Linked DNA regions of Mus musculus: region 2 is linked to region 1. A link is a loop called in an ENCODE intact Hi-C map of the cell type or tissue named here. Cell type or tissue: left cerebral cortex. All regions are shown on one strand. Links, peaks and the distances in the headings refer to the core of each region. The heading gives the core; the rest is flanking DNA.

The links. Peaks named below come from ENCODE experiments on the same cell type or tissue, not always from the same donor. Only the 100,000 strongest peaks of a DNase experiment are listed, where the experiment ranks them.
Region 2: it touches region 1 in a loop (2.9-fold over the local background); 3 of 42 quality-filtered maps call a loop at or near these places.

Annotation. Positions count from the first base shown.
Region 1 is chr4:138,686,568-138,691,939 of GRCm38, forward strand. All of the region lies in intron 1 of Gm32770 (a long non-coding RNA gene), which reads left to right. Among named protein-coding and RNA genes, the nearest start is that of Gm32770, 12 kb to the left of the region's middle. In left cerebral cortex, for the core only: no CTCF peak of the experiment used is centred there; DNase peaks (open chromatin) are centred at 2,867 and 5,066; H3K27ac peaks cover 3,275 bases.
Region 2 is chr4:138,576,757-138,582,128 of GRCm38, forward strand. It overlaps Vwa5b1 (von Willebrand factor A domain containing 5B1), which reads right to left. Exons shown (of 22, transcript NM_029401.1): 15 at 4,823-5,024; 16 at 4,149-4,469; 17 at 1,872-2,009. Among named protein-coding and RNA genes, the nearest start is that of Vwa5b1, 45 kb to the right of the region's middle. In left cerebral cortex, for the core only: no CTCF peak of the experiment used is centred there; DNase peaks (open chromatin) are centred at 2,508, 3,265 and 4,165; H3K27ac peaks cover 1,781 bases.

The DNA.
Region 1 (5,372 bases), core at 210-5,209:
GTTATTAGCCAGCGCCTGTTGCTATAACAAATTGTCTGAGATAATCAACAAAGAAAGCTTGGTTTTGTCTCCTGGTTTCAGAGGGGTCAGCCTGTGGTCATATGACCCCATTTCTTCTGGTTGTGGCATAGCAGCCCCTCATGTTGACAGCATTTGGCTTGAATGCCTGTTCATCTTATGGAGTCCTCAATGACTTGTGACTTGGTTTCCTTCCAGAAGGACCCATCTACCAAAGGTTTCACCTCCTGCTGTCTTTGCCACAGGCTGGCCCAAAGACCAAGGCTTTTTTTTTTTTTTTTTTGGTGTGGGGGGACATACCTCCAATTTGATGTGTAGCAGAATATGACTTTGAACTTCTGAACCTCCTGCCTCTACCACCTGAGTGCTGGGGTTACAGGTGTGGACCACCTTGCCTGGTTTACACAGTGTTGGGAATTCAGCCCAGGGTTTTCTATACAATAGACAAGAGCCCTTCCTGATGAGCCACATCCCCAGCCCAGGACTAAGCTTTCAAAATAAAGACCTTTGGGTGGCGTTGACGATGATTACAATGGGTCCAGAACTGCAGCTGAACAGGGCCGAGTTGTGGTGCTGTGTCCTGGAACACAGTAGGGCAGAGTGTCTATAATTAATGGTAATTTACTGCATTTCTCAAAATATCTAGAAGAGAGGCTTTGATTGTTTACAACACAAAGAAATGATGTATGTTTGAGGAGAGAGCTGTGCTAATTATCTCCATTCGACCATCACACACTGCACAATGGCACGGGGACACCATGCTGTACCTCTTAAATAGGTACACATGTTATGTATTTATTTTTAAATGAATTTGGATTGTGTTGATCTATAAAGAACCAGTGGGAAAAAGGAGGTTCTGTCTTTAGAGGCTAAAGAGTTAAAAACACAACTGAAGGAGAAAAGGGAAGGGAAGGGGAGAAGGAAAAAAAGGGGAGGGGGAGAGAGAGGAGGAGAAGAGGGGACAGGAGGGGAGGGAGAGGGGAAGGGGGCAGAGAAGAGAGGAGATGAGGGGAGGAGGAGAAGAGAGAGGGAAGGAAAAGATGCATGAGGGGAGAGGGAAGGGGATTGGGAAGAGGAAGGAGAGGAGGAGGGTCAGAAAAGAGAGGAGGGGAGGGGAGGGGAGGAAGAGGAGGAGGGGACAGAGAAGAGAGGAGAGGAGGGGGTTAGGGGAAGGGAGGGGGAAGGAAAAGATGCTTCAGAGAATGGAGAAGAAAAGAGTGGAGGGAAGGGGAGGGAGAGGAGGAGAGGGCAGAGAAGAGAGGAGAGGTGAAGAGGGAGGGGAGGGGAGGGGAAGAAGAAGGGAGGGGAGGGGAAAGTAAGATCTATTAGTCCTTCCTGCTCTCCTAGCACTTGGAGAACATTTCCTCTTTAGTTGTCATAAAGCCCCTACAAGGACACACATATTTGTAGTTTTACAGATAAGAGAACAGAATTTTTCCCTAAATCTTAGTAGGGTGTTTTATTTAGGGTTTTACTGCTGTGAACATACCATGACCAAGGCAACTCTTATAAGGACAACATTTAATTGGTGCTGGCTTACAGGTTCAGAGGTTCAGTCCATTATGATCGAGACAGGAACATGGCAGTATCTAAGCAGACATGGTACAGGAGGAGCTGAGAGTTTTACATCTTCATCTGAAGGCTGCTAGGAGAATACTGGCTTCCAGGCAGGTAGGGTGAGTCTTAAAGCCCACACCCACAGTAACACACCTACTCCAACAAGTCCACACCTCCCTGGGCCAAGCTTATACAAACCATGACAAAGGGTCTACCCCAAAGCCTGCAGTCTTCAACCTACCTCACCCCACTAGAGGAGCTGGTAGACGGGTGGGACATTCCAGTACCATAACTTCTCTTTTGGGGTTAGGGCATGGGCACATATGACTCCTGTGGGAGTCAGAGGACATTTCCCAGAGTTGGTTCTTTCCTTCCACCATGTGGACGTCAGGGACAGAACTTGAGCCATCTGGCTTAGAGGCTAGCACCATCCCCTCCCACCAGCCCCAGCTAATCTGTAACCAACCTAAGTTTCTATTCTCACAAGACGAAACCAACAAGGTGTGCCAAATGGCCGTGTTGATTTGTTTATAACACAGGCCAATGAAAATGTCAGAATGAATTCACACCCTGCCCCATCTCTCTAATTCTTTCTCCCTGTGCACACATACACAGAGAGAGAGAGACAGAGACAGAGAGAGAGACAGACAGAGAAACAGAAACAGACAGACAGGCAGGCAGACAGACAGACAGACAGACAGACAGAGACAGGGTTAATTAAGACAACCTCATTTTAACTTATGGTTCTATCCATTATGCGCCCAAACTCCCATTTGGCTTTCTCCCTTTACTCTGGTCTGCTGGTTCCATGTGTCCCTATCTAGGGTTTGTTCGTAAGTGGTTGAAACGTTTGCATCAGAAACAACCTGTTTGAAAGACTCCTCTGTGGAAACCCACTTGTGTGAAAGAGAAAAAAAGTCCAAAACCTTCCCACATCTAAGAACCGTGTTTAAATGTCCTGCCTTGGGGACCTCAGACCTTCCCACCCCACTGGCACTTTCACTTCCCAGTTCACGCCCTTCTTAGGTTCTGATGATAAAACACTTAATTAGGGTGTTAATTAGAACACAATTGGGTTGCTAATGCAGCAGCTGACAGCCCAGATCAATTAAAAGAGAGAAAAAAGCCGCCTTGGCCTTTTGTTTGCGCCTTGGACAGGAGATGACATTTTCTTTTTAATTGCTCTGAAATGGGCTTTGCTGAACAAATCAGAGGCTGTCATTCATGCTTGGTTCCTGGTCACACTGTCTGAGCCAGGCTCTGCACAGAAGGATGCTGCCAGGCTCTGCACAGAAGGATGCTGCCAGGTTCTGCACAGAAGGATGCAGGCTCTGCAGCAGAAGGATGCAGCCAGGCTCTGCAGCAGAAGGATGCTGCCTTTTTTTTTTCTGCTATGCTTGGTGCTTGTTAAGGACATTGCCCAACCCACTGGTCCCATTTCATGAGCATTGAGCAGGGAAATTACAGCTTATAAATGCTCCTGGAGATGAATTATTTAACTGGTCTCTCTCTCTCTCTCTCTCTCTCTCTCTCTCTGTGTGTGTGTGTGTGTGTGTGTGTGTAAAGGTGATAGTGACCATTAAATCTAGACACCTACGTAGAACATTGCCCCTCCCCCCTTTCTTTCTGTTCACCTGGATGCTGAACGCTAGACAGAACTCTAAAGTTGAAAATCTTATTTCTGCATTGATGCCTATAGTGGGAATTTTCTTCCTCAGCAGAAATTGTTCATTAGGACACGAAATTGCTTTCCAGAGTGTGATGGGTGTGAGGGTCCTGGTGTTAGCAGGCTTGCTTGTAGGCAGAAGAGAAGGGCCTTCCGGGGAACCAAACCATAAAATTAGTGAAAGAGGACAAGAGAGGGCAGGGGGTTGGATCTGAGAGCAGCTAATACCAGTCAGGCTAGGAAGAGTCCAAGCGTACATGAGTAACCTAATGGGCACTTAAAGGCATATATCAAGCAACCACTGTGTGCTGGGCACAGGTTGTGGGCAGGGAAGGAAACACAACTGGTTTAAAGACAGACAATAAGCAAAGGACTGCAATAGAGGTAACAGTCAAGTTAGATGAGGCTTGTGCAACTGGGGCTGCGGCTCAGTCCTGCAGGACTTGCAAAACACGCACGCGGCCCTAGGAGCAATGCCCCGTACCTGAACCAGGATGGGGAGGAAACCATTCACTTGAGGTTGCCTTGACAATATTTAGCTTGGAGTATATAGTTCAGTGGTGGACCAGGTTTGGTAAGAACACAATACAAATGGCTCAGCAGAGGGGACAGACGTGGCCTGACACATGGGACGCGCTGGGAGGAAGAGGGTGGGAGTAGTACTAGGAACTCAGGTTCGTGAGATGGAGCAGAGAGGAAAGAAGAGTTGCCTGAGTTGTGGCAGGAGAGGGAACTCAGTCCCTCACCGCCTTTGAAGCCACTCAGGGGACTTGAGGTTGTCAGCTGGAATGGGGCCCTCTAGAAGGTTTTGAGTCTTAAGGCCACATCTGTGCTCCCGAGCCATCCCCACAGTGGCTAGCACCTGCTACCTGGGAGAGCAGGTGATTGGGAATGCAGGGGAGAGGCAGAGGTCATCTGGAGGCATTCCCTGAACTAAGCCGCTGGAGGTGGGAATGCAGAGAGGCCGTAGATTCCAGAGAGCTTTTGAAAAGCAGAGAATAGGTGGCTAATGGCATGCTGGGAGGGAGGGAGGGAAGGAGGGAGGGAGGGGCAAGGAGACGTTGGGAGTTATTCCTAAAGCTGCTGCAGCTGAGTGGCTGTGATGGAGAGAGGCAGCCCAGGGAACAGTCAGGAGCCAAAGCTCTTTTGTATTTAGTTTCAAGTGGTGATGGCAGAGGTCTGGGTAGAGGCAGAACACAGGAGCTGGAGAAGAGGAGACCAACCAGTGGACTGCAAACCTAAGGCTCCACAAACTACCCCTGGGGGCATGACAGCCTGTGAGAAGGCTTAAATTGAGAGCAGAACAGAGAGGAATCTCAACTTTAGGGTGTCTTAGAAAGAGGTAGATCCAGGGATTCACCCAGGACACAAGGAAGCTGCTTCCAGAGACAAGAGAAGGCACCTGGAGGAGACCATGTCTCTGCCACCTTGTGTCCCTGGCTTTCTATGCACAAATTGTCTTGAACATCCTAACTACTACCAGACTAAGTGTATTGGGTTCCACTAACATCTAAGCAACAACCCTCCAGGGCTGTCCCTCAGAATACTGGGGAAGTTAGGACGAGATCCTGTCTCCCTTAGCCTTCCTATCTCTGGCTGAATTCCACACTCCTGCTTCTGACTTCCAAAGCTCTGAGGAAGGGCATAGAAATAGCCCTGCCCTAGCAGGAGCCCACTTGGCCTCCTGAATTTAGCATAACTCAGGAGTAGAAGGATCCTGGAGTCTGTTCAAAGGCTACAGCCCACACGGCCCACGGACCAGGGAATCCAGCGTCTTTAAATTTGGCGTCTAGATCGCTTTAGGTTATAGTATCAGGGAAGCATCATCACCGTCCCCCTGTGCTTCTTCCTGTCCTAACTTTGGCATTTGCATGCCTACCCAGCAACACTTTAAACACATCAGCGGGACTAGTCACACTAAAGCTGCTCAGACAATCTGTTCCCACGCCCTCCCCCACCCCCACCCCCCAGCTCCTTAGATCTCAGGATCACACCTGGCCCAACGTGCATGGTAGATAAATGTTTGCTGAAGTGCCTCGAATGCATGGATGCAGACTGGGACGGGTCTATGGTCCTTCCCTTTTGTACACCAAAGTGAGGCCACGCCCTAGCTTCTGATCAGAAGAGCTGG
Region 2 (5,372 bases), core at 173-5,172, 110 kb before region 1:
GGGAGGGGAGGGGGAGGGGAGGGAGAGGGAGAGAGAGAGAACAGCTTCCCTGAAACAGGAGTGAGGTCACAGCAGGGCCATGGCCTCTGGTCCAGTGCCACTGGTCTGAACTGGAAATGGATGTGGGAATGAGGGATTATTTTGGTAACATGGACAAGGAGACTGGAAGGGTGAGGACGGGCATGCTTGGCTTGTAAACATTTTCCTGGAGGTTTGGTGAGAAAGAAGGAGAAGGAGGAGGAGAGGGGGAGGGGGAGGGGAGAGGGAGATTTGAGGATGTAGCTTAGTGGTAGAATGCCCAGCAAGCCAAGGCCCTGGGCACTAGCAAACAAACAAAGCAAAACAAACCACCAGCCAACCAAGGACAACGTCTTGTAAGTGGCAAGAAAGTATAATTCAGAAAAGAAAAACCTTAGACTTAAAGACAAAGCCGAAAACCATGAAAAGTGTGCCCTATATCTGTGGTTCTCAACCTGTGGGTTGTGACCCCTTGGGGTTGAATGACCTTTTCACAGGGGCTATCAGATATCTTGCTATCAGATATTTACATTACAGTCCATAACAGTAGCAAAATCACAATTGTGAAGTAAAAAAATATATAATTTTGTGACTGGGGTCGCCACACCACGAGGAACTGTATTAAAGGGCCACAGCATTAGGAAGGTTGCTGTCCTACACGGATACACACAGGCACCACAGACAGACACATGGACATCACGGATGACACACATGGACACAGACACCATACACACACACACAGCTTGCCCCTGGGCCAATGTGAAAGTCAGAGAACACAAGAGTCGCTTCTCTCCTAAACCAAGTGGGTTCCAGGGATCAAACTGAGCCCCTTGGGCTTGCCAGCAGGCGCCTTTACCTGCTGTGCCATCTTGCCAGTCCCAAGTTGCAATAGATATAAATACAAATATAAATATAAATAGTATGGAAGAGTGAGTGAGAATGCAGGGTTTGGACCAGGCTACTGGGATTAAAAGCTTAGCTCCTCCAGTCCTGCTGAGTGACCTCAAGCCTCATCATGAAACATCCTCTGCCTCTGTTTCCCATCTGTAAAATGGGGCAGTAACGAAGTTACTTGGCAGAACTGTTTCGAGGGTTGGATGATCTAACATATGCTTTGTGGACCAAGCATAAAACATAAGAGGCAAAGCCAGTTCTAGGGACTGACCCCAGGCTTCCCACACGCCAGGCAAGCACTCCACTGTTATATCCCTGACTCTCCTATTAACTTTTATTTTTGAGACAAGGCCTTGCTAAGTTGCCCAGGCTAGCCTTGAAAACGGAGGATGTAGCTCAAGTAGCCTTGGACCGGCGACCCATGTACCTCCATCGTCTGAGTAGCCAGGGTGACAGGCCTGTGCCACCAGGCTGGGCCTGGTGGATGATGGGATATCCCTGCAGTGGAATACAGTATGTGATCAAAAAGAGCGTTTAAGTATTTCTTCAGGAATAGACTATTTTTCACAGCTTTAATTTGAAAACCATAGTATGTATCGGTGTGTTCCAGCTGAGGTAACTGCACGTGTCACATGATTCCCCTCCTTGTAGACAACCCATCCAAGAGAAGTCAGGATGGGCACAGCAGGGAGGTACAAGCTCTCCTCCTGGGTGACTGTCACTCTGACGCATCTGTCTTAGGTTGCATCATTCTAGACATTTTGGGGCTCTTTACAAAGAACTGGATCGTTTATCGTCTCTCCGGGGGAGAACAAAATACACTGAAGGCATCTTGCTCCCCTCTTCCTCTGTGGCTGAGCCGCCCGCCCGTTGGGAGCCTGCTCTTTCCTGTATCTCAGCTCCTCCCCAAGCCCGCGGGCTGGAGTGTGCCTCTCCCTACACTCACGCATGCGCCTTACCAGAGTTGGGGTACTTGACGACCGTGGGCAGGTACTGCCTCTTGTTTATGTCCACAGGCACAAAGGCCGTGTATTTGCTGATCACGCTGCAGGCCTTGCTGGTGTGCACGGCGTTCACCTGGTATCGGCGATTGGACCCTGTGGGAGGAAGAGCAAGGGTCACGGTCTGGGATCAGAAAGTCTTGCTTGGCGTGGAGACCCTGGAAGCTGAAAGGAGAGCTGGATTAGCAGTCCATCTTTGGGGTCAAGTAGGTCTTGAAATTGGTGGCCTGCCAATGGGCTAATTAAAGACAAAAAAACAAAACAAAACACCACCATCACCACCACCAAAACAAAAAACACCATTTCACAAGATAAAGGGTGTGTTAACATAAAAACTTAAGTCATTATCTTAGAGTAAAAGATAGCTAATTCCTTTAAATAGCATGTTTATTTAAACGGCGTCCTATGTTGTCTATACTGTGTATTTGAATCTTGCAGGTGACTGGCGGGAACCTTGTGACAGGGCTTCATGGGTTCCCTGACTCATGGGACCTTCCACATGGCTGAGAAGATTGGAAAGCCGTGATCTGGGAGATGGCTTCGTGGGCAAGAGCACTTGCTAAGAAAGCGCTGAGTTGTGTCCCCAGCAGAGAAGGAGCTGAGCATGGCTGTGGCCACCTGGAATCCAGGGCTGGAGATGCAGGGAGCTGAGAGACAGGAGGACCCAGGGTGCTTGCCGGCCAGCCAGCCTCGCCAAAAAGCCCCAGGCTTCAGGCTCCGTGAGAGACTCTTCTCCCAAGGGAGCAAGTTAGAGAATGAGAGGGACACACCCTGAATCTTCCTCCGGCTTCTCTGTACACCTATCTACCCCCACCTCCACAACTGGCACAACCCACCCAAAACACACACACACAATGTATGCACACAGACACACACAGAGACATACACACACAGACACACAGTCAGACAGTCTCTCTCTCTCTCCTCTCTCTCTCTCTCTCTCTCTCTCTCTCTCTCTCTCTCTCTCTCTCTCTCCTTCCTCCCTTTCAGATTGAACATTAGAGAGAAGGACTCAATGCTTGGTCACACAGCAAGTTAGTCAGAACCTGAGATTAGGGCTCAGGATGACCTGACCTGTAAGTTCACGCCCTTTCTACCAAACAGTGAGCCCTCTTGATGGCTTGCTGCCTTCTGAGGGCTGTTCAGGGAATCAGGGCAATAAAAGGGGGAGGAGTATTCATGGAAGAAAAGAAGATCATGCGTTACCCCCCAAGTACAAATAAAATATGAACCACATAGTATGCAAATTAAGCATAAACTTAGAACAAAGGAATCCCGTACTTATTGCCACTTATCTCTGTTCTCCAAGTGTGTCCTATTGAGATTTCACTAGTCACGTTCTGGGAAAGGCTGCCCCAGTTCCTGAACTAAATTAGCTCACGACCCATCCCTGCTATACAGGGCTTGGAATTCAAGCGTTTCTGAACAGGACTTATTTAATTAGCTGTGTAATTGTTTGATTAATGCTGGCCTCTCTTAGCCAGTGTCAGGTGCCCCGGGAAAGGATGTGCTCACTTTATTCTATGCTAACCAACCCTCCGGAGGCGTCTGTGGGGCCAAACACCTAGCCTGGCCCCCCGCTGACTGTGGGGGAGTCATTGGGGCTGATGAGAATGGGCAGGATCTAGGCTAGGTCTAGGGGCCCTCTGGGAAGGTTCAACCTCAGAGGATCTCCTATCATTGTTGACCCTCCAGAACCAGATATGAGTCACCCAGAGAAATGCTGGGTATGAGGGAGCATGGGGGTGGGCAAGTGTGGTAGGAGAGGAGGAGGTAGGAAGAGAGGAGGATGGGTCATCTGAAGAGTGGGAGAGATGGACAAATCCAGGGCCGAGGAAGGGAGGGCACCTCAAGTTGAGGATTCAGGCCCAAGCTCCATTTAATATGGGGTGAGACACAGTGGAATGTAGGCTCAGGAAACAGCTAGTGGTACAGAGACTTGACTTCAGCAGAGGTGTGGTAAGGAGGCGAGCTGTGCATAGTGTGGAGCTAGTTGGCGAGGCTAACCTAGGGCTAACCTTAGGTTACTGAGACAGAGCAAGGACTTTGAGGGCTTTGGGTGTGGGTGAGAGTCTGAAAATTAGGGAAGGGATCTTGGGCAGTAGATGTGGCACTAGGTCTCTGGAGGGTGGGTCTTAGGGTGTGGGCGGGGCTTTGGAATGGGTTGGCCTTGGTCAGTGAGAAGGGCACCGTGCTGCCAAAGGGAATCCTGCCACCCTGATCCTGGTGGCTCACCCAGCTCGATCTCGTCCTCGCGCTCTGCCAGATGCTCGAATTCTCGGATGATGGCGCGGGCCGCCAGGTGGTGGAAAGTCTCACTCCACATGTCAGCGTTCTGTGTGTCCCCCCTCTTCAGGGCTGGAGGCTCCAGCTCGAAGCTCACTTCCCACTGCATGCGTTGGTTGGCGCACAGGCCTTTGACCAAAGCCTTGCCCACCACAGGGCTTGGAGTGGCAGTCCTGCAGGGATTGGCTTGCTCCTCGGACTCAGCCATGGGCTCCAAGTCTAAGGATGTCTCCCGTTCAAAGGTTGAAGGACAATGGGCTGGCTCTATGGCTGGAAGAACAAGAGGGCTGAACCTGAGCCCAAACAGGCAGCCATTTGCAGAGAATGTCATCCCTCCCCTGGGGGCAGTCATTTCTAGAAAACACAAAGGCCATCCAGCTTTAAAGACCGATCCTTCCTAATGCGCTAACGCACAGGTGGCTTGGGCTTGTCCCAGAGAGGGACAAATCCACCTTTCTGGAAGCCTGTCCCTGAGGGGATGAACAGATGGGGTGGGCACAGGAAGGTTCTCAGAGCAAGAGTTTCACAAAGACACAGAGACAGGCACTGGTACTCTGTCTCTGTCATCTGAAATTGGGCCACAGCCTTCCTGTCCCCTTGGATCGTGGGCCTTGGTCACTTACCCAGATCTTCAGAGCTTTGGCTGTTAGGGGCAGACGTCCGGCTGGCACCACAATCCAGCTCTCTCACAGGGCCCCAGGCCTGGGGCTTCTGGTCAAAGAAGCGCATGAGCTGGCAGCCTTGAGGCAGTAGGGAAGGCCTGCGGGCTCCTGGGCCATGAAGTTTGGGGCCCTGGCTCAGGTTATGGCCTTCGTTAAGTAGGGTCTATGGAGGAAAGCAAAGGGCAGGGGAAGGGAGGGAGGAGGGAGAATGTAAGAGGAGGAGGGACGAATGAGGGGTAGAAAGAGGAGGAAGAGGAGGAGGAGGAGGGGGAGGATGGCAAGGAAGGGAAAGGGGGATGAGGATGGGATGAAGAGGAAGAAGGGAGAATGGGGGAGGGGATAAGTAGGATGGGAATGAAGAGGAAGGGAAGAGGAGAGGAGGGAGGGAGGAGAAGAGGAGGGGAAGGGAGGAGGGAGGAGGAAAAAGAGAAGGAGGGAAGAAGAAGAGAATTAGGAGGATGGAAGAAGGAGGAGGGGGAAACAAGGGGAGGTGAAGCTCATGATGGCAAGA